2 separate regions of the Homo sapiens genome follow, and region 1 is linked to region 2. The links are chromatin contacts, found by Hi-C or POLR2A ChIA-PET in ENCODE. All regions are on one chromosome and are shown on one strand. Each heading gives the region's core, a stretch centred on a gene start or an enhancer-like site at or near the end of the contact. The rest is flanking DNA. Distances are from core to core; before and after follow the strand shown. Region 1 overlaps SPTB (spectrin beta, erythrocytic). Region 2 holds the start of MTHFD1 (methylenetetrahydrofolate dehydrogenase, cyclohydrolase and formyltetrahydrofolate synthetase 1).

Region 1 (4,450 bases), core at 979-3,478, 370 kb before region 2:
GAGGACAGAGCCTGTCGGGAAAGCCCAACCTGGCTCTAGAAGGCTCCTTGCAAGCCCAGTGGCTGGTCCTTCCAGCCTGCCTGGAACTACCCCTTCACAGAACCGCAGGCCTCTCCCAGGAAGGGATGGCCAATGGCTGCGCCTCCCCTTGGGGATAGTCCTGGGGGATGGTGGCTCTCCTGCTGGTCCTCTGTGTGTGGTCTGGTGTCGGTGCCCTACAGAATAGATCCATGCGGTGTTGCTTCATGTACAATCCCTCACTGTGCATGTCGGCTTCCTGCTGGGGGGAACTGATGGGAGTGGACCAGGCACCCCTGCTCCTGTCTGGACAGCTGCACACCACAGGGTGGCACCCCACCCCAGTCCTCCCCTTCCCCACGTGTGTGTGCACGTGGTGACTGAAGCTGCCATCCCACACATCAGCCTCTTTCTCAAGCACATCACTGCACGGTCCCACCGCCTTCCCTCACCTCTTGCCTTTTTACATTAGAGCACGTTCTGGTAAAGGCCAATCCGTTCATACAGGTAAGTGCATGGGAGGCCAGGCAGAAGAAACAAGACCTCACTCACGAAAGACAAAACTGCTGGAGGGGAAGTCAGGACATCTGGGTTCTAGTCCTTAATTCTGTTGGTAACTTCCTGCGTGATTTGAGATAAAAACCACCTAATCCCCTGAGTCTCCGCGCTCTTATAAAGCCTTCTCTGGAGAATTACGGAAAGTCTGGAACATTTCTGTATGTCAGCAATTTAGCAAATTACAGGGAGGGGCTGGGAGAGGTGGTTTTCACCACTTTCCTCTTGCCTGGTGCTTAGTGCTGTGGTACCTGGCTGGTCTCAGGTACCCACTGGTGTGAGACGGGAGATGGGAAAGAAGTAGTAAAGGGCTGGGGTGTTTGCCTTCGTCCCTGTGGGGGACTAGAGGTGGGGCTGCACCTCTGCTACGGTAAGGACAGTGCCCTGAAGGAGGCCCAGGTCTGCGAGGGAGCCCTCGGCAGTGGGCAGGCAGACCTGCTCCAGACTAAGCATCTCCCCTTCACCTGGGGCTGTGGCCCTGGGAAGCACTTGGGGGTCCTGCTGAGCATCCCCCACCTCCCAGGCTCTGGGTGCCTCAGAAGCCCCAGTGTAATGTGTGGTGAGAGGCTGTTTTCTCCTGGGAGAGAAGGAGGTGGATTGCATGGAGAAGAAATGGTGTTGATGATGCTGCAAGTCCCCCCAGGCTAAAGGTCCCTAGTGCACAGCCCTGCGCATCTTCCTGTCCACTGTGCCTGATTCTGGTTTTGGGAAGTGAAGTGTGAACTGCTCTGAGAACTCCCTCAGCAGGGCTGCGGTGATGCCATGTGTGACGTCCCTGAAAGGGATTGGTGCTCCTAATCACCTTTGCTAGGGCTCACTGTGTGGGATAAACATACCCTGCCTGCCTCCAAGCCCCAAGGCTAGATCCAGGCTGTAGTGCAGACGGGACCCTGGGATGCCAGGTCACTCCAGAAAGCAGCTGCTGGGTGCCCCCTCGTTATCAGCCTTCTCGTCAGGAAGTCAGGGAAAGCTCTCTTCCCCAAGGGCAGCTCACAGATGCCATTCTTCCGCGTGGCCTTCCAGCACTGCCTGTGCAGCCAGCAGCCCTGGAGAAAGGGACTGAGTATCTCGCTAGGGCTGAACGTAGGAGCTGAGACTCCTAGGTCCCTTGCGTCTCCATTCCCATAGGATTAAAGGTTTATGTGGCTTCAGGGAAGTAACCAGCACTTACGAACGTGAGGCGCTGAGCAGGCACTGGACTTGTAGCCAAGACCACCTCTTGGCCGGTGTCTGGCTGGCTCCAGCTGCTGCTGCCCCTTGGCAACCTGAGCACCTCCCCCAGCAGCAGCCTCCCTGGCAGGCAGCCAGGAGCTTTAATCAGCAGCCAGTGGTGGGGCTCTGACGTCCTTGGATGGAAGAGATGTGGGTGTGGAGACAGCAGCTGTGTTTCTTCTCGCCTGAACAAGCTCTCCCAGTCTTTCCTTCTCCTCCTGCTACTCTTTCAGACATTTTGCAGTGAATGCAAATCCTATGTTTGTTGGTAATAGGCAGACCCAGCTGGAAACAACATCAGTTTTCCCCAAAACCTGGGCATGTTCCTGTCTACCCAGTATGCCTGAGTCAGTGTGGCAGGGGTGTGTCTGCCTATACTCTGGCACTGCGCCTGGCTCCCTGGAGAAACCTGCCGTAGGCTCTTTCTGGACACCTGCCCGCTGCTGGGCATGTCCCTTTCTCCTTGCTGTGGTCAGATTTAATATTCCTGGCCCCTCTGTTCTGACGACTCTTCCTAAGTTCTTCCTTTCCAGCTGTGTTTCAGAACATCCTAGATACTGATGGCCTCAGGATGAGACTCAGTTAACATTGGAGGCATCTCAGAAATGGGTTTGAAGTGGACGATGTGACCACTGGGTGGCAGATCTGGATGGGGGAGTCAGTGTCTTCTAACTCTCTCTAATCTTTCAAATGCTGAGTGGCTGGCTCAGGGCCACTGAGCGACTAAGCAGCCAGCAGCTCCTTCAGGGCAGGGACCTGAAGAGGCCACACAGGTGGTGGGCATGGTGAAGACAGCTCCCGAGGAAGCCTCATTCTCTTCTCACGCCCTGGTGACAGTGGACCAGGTTTCTCCTCCCCTGCACACTGCCATTCCCCTTCCCCTCCATTCACTTTACCAGGTGCCCTTCTGCCCTGCATCCCTACCTGTCATCTTGGCCAGGCCCCCCAGTTGCCATCTCAGACAGACATCTGGACTCTGGGGTGCAGTGTTGCACTGGACTGCTCCCCTAACCCACTTCTCATAAGAGCCTTTCCCCATCCCTTGGCCTGCAATCCAGGGGACTCCTCACCATGTATCCCAGCCTCAGCTCCCCGCCCTGGCTCTTTCCCCCTGTTCAGCAACAGCTTCTGCTTTCTCCTTTAAGGCGTCTGTCTCTGCCCACCTTAAGTTGCCATCTCTTCATCTCTTTGGCTGCCCTCAGCTCAACAAACCATTTCTTTTTCTTCTCTTGCAAACAACTGTCTTCTGAACAGCCTTTCCAACCCACCCAGTGACAGCCCTTCTCACCCAAAGGACAAGAGCTGAGATATCAGACACCGGGCGAGGGCAACACTTCTTGGCGGCCAGAGTCACTTCTTGGCTGCTGGCTCCCCACATCCCACAGTCACCAGCACTCTTTGGTTGCCTAAGGCATCTAGCAGGGGGTCTTGTTTGGCCCCAAGCCCGTCTTCCAGCTCTGGCATGATTATGCTGCCTCTGTCAATCAGCCATGTGTTTTGCATAAGCCAGGATCATCTCATTTAGACTGTGAACCCCATCGGGCAGGTGCTTTCCTCTGGAGTGAGGATACAGGTCTCCTCTCTTGCAGGAGAATTAGTAAGAACACAGAGTTTGGTGCCAGACAGACCTGCGACCTCAACATTCCTCACTAATGTGTGACTATGGACAGGTCACTCATTCTGTACGACCCCCAGTTTCCCTCATTTGTAACACAGGTGTAATAACAGTACCTGCCTTACAGAGAGGCTGGGAGGATTGGAAGAGACAATGTAGGTAGAGCAGCTGGCACTGAGTAGGTGATCATTTAAGTCCCTTCATTTTTCTCCATCCCCCACCTCAGTCCTTCATCTCTTAAAAGTAGCATCCTCCATGTGAATTCTAACATGAATTCAGTTGTGGCACGATGCATCCCGTTGCTGCAGTCAGCCTGTTTCTGGGGTGCATCCTCAGGCCCTGGTTCTCACTGGTGTTACCTTTAGAGAGAAGACCTTGTCGCCTGTGTTCTTTGCTTGTAAATGCATCCGGGTTCTCTGAGCATCTTCAGAACCTCTGAAACACCCTGTGGTCCGGAGCCAGGTTGTGTTTCTCCTGGGAGCCTGAGGAGTTTGTTGTCTGTGTGCAGTCCCCCGCGCCACCTGCTGGTTGAGCCTGGACATACACCTTCACCTCCTTTGGCCCGGAGAAGACATTTACCCACCTGGCCATGTCCCTGGCCTGTTGTGCACATCCTCTGTGAAGACCCCAACCCCTGCCTCCCCCACCCAAGCCAGTTTCCTAGCAAGGCAGGACCCTAAAAAGTCAAGCTTACACAGACTCCTGCTTGACTTTGCAAGACTGCAAAGACCCAGAGATGGCCATCCCGCACCCATTGGGAGCCTGTGGCCTCTCCCTGTTGGTTTGACTACAATCCTGTGAGACCCCAAAAGGGCTGTGCCCTCTTCTCCACTGATCCCTGTCAACCAGCAACCAATGCTGCTTGTCCCCTGCCCTCCTCTGATGTCATGATCCCACAGCCAGTACACACAGCTCCTCAGACACCTCCCCCTGCCTCTTCCCCAAACCAGAGGACTAAAGGCAGTGCCTTCCCTTATTCAGCCCACTCTGCAATTCTCCTTCACCTCCATTTATGGTCTAGACTCCCTTGCTGCCCGCAACTGGACACCC
Region 2 (4,152 bases), core at 893-3,392:
AAATTAGCTAGGCGTGATGGCGGGCACCTGTAATCCCAGGTACTCAGGAGGCTGATATGAGAGAATTGCTTGTATGCAGGAGGCAGAGGTTGCAGTGAGCCAAGATTGGACACAGCAAGACTTCATCTCAAAAAAAAAAATAGATCTCAAGGCAGCAGCTACCATGTAAAAAAAAAAAAAGATAATGAATCATTCATATATACATTAACTAATTACTGATTATTAATACAACATATATCGAATACTTATTATGTGCCAGGAAGAATTATAAATGATCATCTGTTAGGAACCCATTTAATTCTACTAACATCCCAATGACCTAGACATTACTTTTACTTAACATTTGAGGAAACTTTGGCACAGAAAGGTTAATTAATTTGCTTAAAACCACACAAGTAGTAAGGCAGGAAACAGGGTTTCCAGGTGTTTAGGATATAGACAAAAATAAGACAATACATGTATTTGCCCTTATGGAGTTGATAAACATATTTAATTTGCTCTCCAATTAACGAAAGTATATTCAGTGAGCACCTATTCTCAGTACTGGCCCAGATGCATTATTATTGTACTAAATTATCTGCACTATTATTATGCACTAAATTATCTCTTCACAATCAGTCTTTCTAAAAGGAAGATTTTTATATTAAAACAAAAAGCCACTGGAAAAGGAAGTAAGTTTGAATACAAGCAAACAAAAACAGAAAGTAAAGCAGAAATACAGTTTAGCAAGCCACATGTTGAAAAGCACTAAGCAGTAAGTATTGTGATTTCTTTTTTTTTTTTTCTTAGACGGAGTTTCGCTCTTGTTGCCCAGGCTGGAGTGCAATGGCGCATCTCAGCTCACTGCAACCTCTGCCCCCCAGGTTCAAGTGATTCTCCTGCCTCAGCCTCCCAAGTAGCTGGGATTACAGATGCCTGCCACCACACTCGGCTAATTTTTTGTATTTTTAGTAGAGATGGGGTTTCACCATTTTGGATAGGCTGGTCTTGAACTCCAGACCTCAGGTGATCCACCCACCTCGGCCTCCCAAAGTGCTGGGATTACAGGCATGAGCCACTGGGCCCGGACTTTTCACCACCGATGACTTTGTAATTCACTCAAAAACCTATTACAAAGTTAGGAGTTACAGGACAATTACAATTTAGTAACTGCTGTGGCTGGCAACAGTTACTTACATAACGGGTGATGTGAAAGGTCCCAAGAGCAAACTCAGTAAGGTCACACAGAATATATCTTTCCCTCCTTCATCTACTAGAGGGAATATATTTTTCCCTCTTCCTTCTACTCTCATTTTTCCTCACCAGTCACCTCCCAGACAAAAAGCAGCCAGTGTTACTTCCTGGGAGTAAAGCTGGCAACGATACCCACTAATTAAGCATTCAGATGTCCCGCAAGGGTAGAACAGGCAGAGGTCAAGTGGAATGCAGAATATTCTCAGGACTCAGGAGCCAAATTACGTTTCAAGTAACTCTAGGACCAGGGCAGAGAGATGGCTGTTAGAGAGAAGCACGAGATTGAAGAGAAAGGAAAAATGTATTAGATTTCACTTAGCGTATGATAAGACTATGGTATAGTGGGAAAAGCTATGAGCTGGAAGGACCCTCTGTCATTATCAGCCTTGTAGTCTTGTCAAGCCTTGTCACCTCACTAGTCTCCATCTACTCACCTCCAAATTAACGGGAATTAAGTAGATTGGATTTCTGAGTTCTGACTAGGGGGGCTCCAGGAAGCCGCAACTACCCACTCTCCCGGCAGAAAGTCACCAGCAGCTGCGCGTTTGGGAGCATAGTCGGCACAGGACTTTTCCCCGAAGCACAGGAGCCAGCGGCTACAGCCACTAGGCAGTCCACTTGCAAACGCAGGTTGTGCCCGGGTTCTCTTTCTTTGGCTGCAGGTCTTCAGGTGTTATGGGCCTAACTCTTCCGCTACAAGTGTCCCTCCCGCAAAAAATGGGTCCGGGGGACCTGCACACCCTCAGAGCCCTCGTCCACAGCCCCACACTCAACAACAATGTCAGGTGCTTACGCGGAGATCTCCTTCCCGTTCAGGATTTCTGCTGGCGCCATGGCCTTTATTAGTCCGCTGCCCACGATGGACACCACCAATATCGAGGTTCCACTCCCTCCGCAGCCAAGCAGGACAACCCAACCCACGTGCTTAGGGACTGGCCAGGGGATCACACTACTGCGCCTGCGCCCCTGCCCGCTTCTCCCCCTGCAGACGCGGTGGCGCATGCGCAGTTCGGAAGGACCCGAGTCCCTTAACTAACCGAGAGCTAACAGGTCGGGGACTGCGGGACGGAAGAGGGAGGGGAAGATGAAGAAAATCGGTGATGAATGGCTGGCGGAAATGATTGGCGGAAAGAAAGAGCCAGTTCACAGTGCGCCTTTGTATTCGGCGGGAAACCCGGCCGAAGAGGGAGCTGGAAAGGACTCCGGAATCCGGCCGTAATTCCAGCCAATCAGGGAGTAGAGTTGCGGGGCGGGGTTGGGGCGGGGCAGTCTCGCGGGAGATAGTTTCGCGGGTTCGGGAGGCGAGTCTCCGGTTTCCGCCCAGTCTCTGGGGACGCGGTGGCGGGGTCTGAATCGCCTGGCTTCCAGGGAGTTTTGGGCGGGTCCCCGCACGGGAGCGTGGCAGGCGCTGGACTCGACAGCAGATGTGGAACTGGAGAGCTTGGCGCGCCCTCATACTTTGTCACACACCTACGCCACCAGACTGGGGTCGGGCCCCTCCGCGTTCTGCTCTGGAGGGCCTGGGTCTGGGCCCAGCATAGCGCTTTTAGAATCTCCTCAGCTGAATCTGACGCTCAGCCGTAGGTGAAGCTTAGCCCGCTGTTTCAGGCCCCGCCGATCTGGAAGGAGTGTCAGAGCTGGAGCGCGCGTGGCCTCATCGGTGTTGGGGTCACCCCGGGGTTGCCAGGGCTCATGGAGGGTCGTAGTCTGGATTTTGTCACCCCCACGTCCCCGCCCCGCAGCAAGTCTGGGGTTGGAGAACTCACGCGGTCTTCGTAAGCTACATGCCAGTTGACCCTCGAGGAGGGATGCTCCCTCCCCTTAAGCGTCCACGCTGGAGAAGGAGTAAGATGGACAATTGCCTGGGGAGCCTGACAGGGCGGTGGCAGCTGGGATGCTGGAGAGGACTGGCCCCTTGTGTTACTGAGTCCAAGGAATATGCTTGCTCTGCTCTAGGAACCGCGTTCAGGTTACAGTCATCCCAGTAGAGTCCTGAAGATGCGTGGTTCAGGTCACTTAGGACTTGACCAGATACCGGGTTTCTTTTACAAGCCGTTTACTACTGGCAGAGCTCATCTAAAACTTTTTTTGTTTGTTTGTTTGAGACGGAGTCTCATTCTGTCGCCCAGGCTGGAGTGCAGTGGCACGATTTTGGCTCACTGCAACCTCCGCTTCCCGGGTTCAAGCAGTTCTCTGCCTCAGCCTCCCGAGTAGCTGGGATTACAGGCACCACCTAATTAGCCCGCCACCACGCCCGGCTAATTTTTGTATTTTTAGTAGAGACGGGGTTTCACCATCTTGGCTAGGCTGGTCTTGAACTCCTGACCTCGTGATCCACCCGCCTCGGCCTCCCAGAGTGCTGGGATTACAGGCGTGAGCCACCGCACCTGGCCTAAAACTGATTTTTTATTAATTTTGGGGCTTTTAATATTTTTTTCTTATTTCTAAATTCTGAGGTTATTTATAGTAGCCCCATATACGGGATTAGATAATCTCTTGTGATTTTCTATTTCTGGTAATTATTTCTAATATATGTTTTTTTGTTTTTGAGACGGAGTCTCGCTATGTCGCTCAGGGTGGAGTGCAGTGGCATGATCTCCGCTCTTTGTAGCCTCTGCCTCCCGGGTTCAAATGATCCTCCCACCTCAGCCCCCCGAGTAGCTTGGACCACAGGTGCATGCCACCACGCCGGCTAATTTTTCTATTTTTGGTAGAGTTGGGGTTTCACTATGTTGACCAGACTGGTCTAGATCTCAAGGGATTAGTCTCCCTTGGCCTCCCAAAATGCTGGGATAATGGGCATGAGCCACCGTGCGTGGCCTTAAAGTTACTATTCTTAAAGTTTGCACAAGTGATATGTTAAAGGCACAGACTTAGTAATATAATGTCATTATAATAATAACCCTAAAACACATTGTC

The links. A loop is a pair of places that touch in the nucleus more often than their neighbours do. ChIA-PET counts read pairs that join two places held with the same protein, here RNA polymerase II (POLR2A). Pooled maps may share reads with other maps.
Region 1: a pooled map shows a loop between it and region 2 (2.8-fold over the local background). The contact joins the enhancer-like site here to the promoter of MTHFD1 in region 2. A Hi-C loop is called at or near these places in 5 of 50 pooled maps. POLR2A ChIA-PET finds 5 or more read pairs at or near these places in 5 of 52 experiments (Caco-2, HEK293, PC-9 and 2 more).

What each region holds. Positions count from the first base shown.
Region 1 is chr14:64,759,834-64,764,283 of GRCh38, reverse strand. All of the region lies in intron 32 of SPTB (spectrin beta, erythrocytic), which reads left to right. Among named protein-coding and RNA genes, the nearest start is that of MIR7855, 24 kb to the left of the region's middle. RefSeq lists silencers at 3,842-3,891, 3,912-4,011. Within about 2 kb of position 2,228, at least 27 of the 41 ENCODE cell types and tissues checked have a DNase peak (open chromatin) inside an H3K27ac peak, as active enhancers do; they include PC-9, where a contact is called at or near this core.
Region 2 is chr14:64,386,343-64,390,494 of GRCh38, reverse strand. MTHFD1 (methylenetetrahydrofolate dehydrogenase, cyclohydrolase and formyltetrahydrofolate synthetase 1) reads right to left here and starts at 2,142. Exons shown (of 28, transcript NM_005956.4): 1 at 2,027-2,142. The coding sequence starts at 2,067. RefSeq lists enhancers at 2,290-2,379, 2,900-2,959, 2,980-3,079.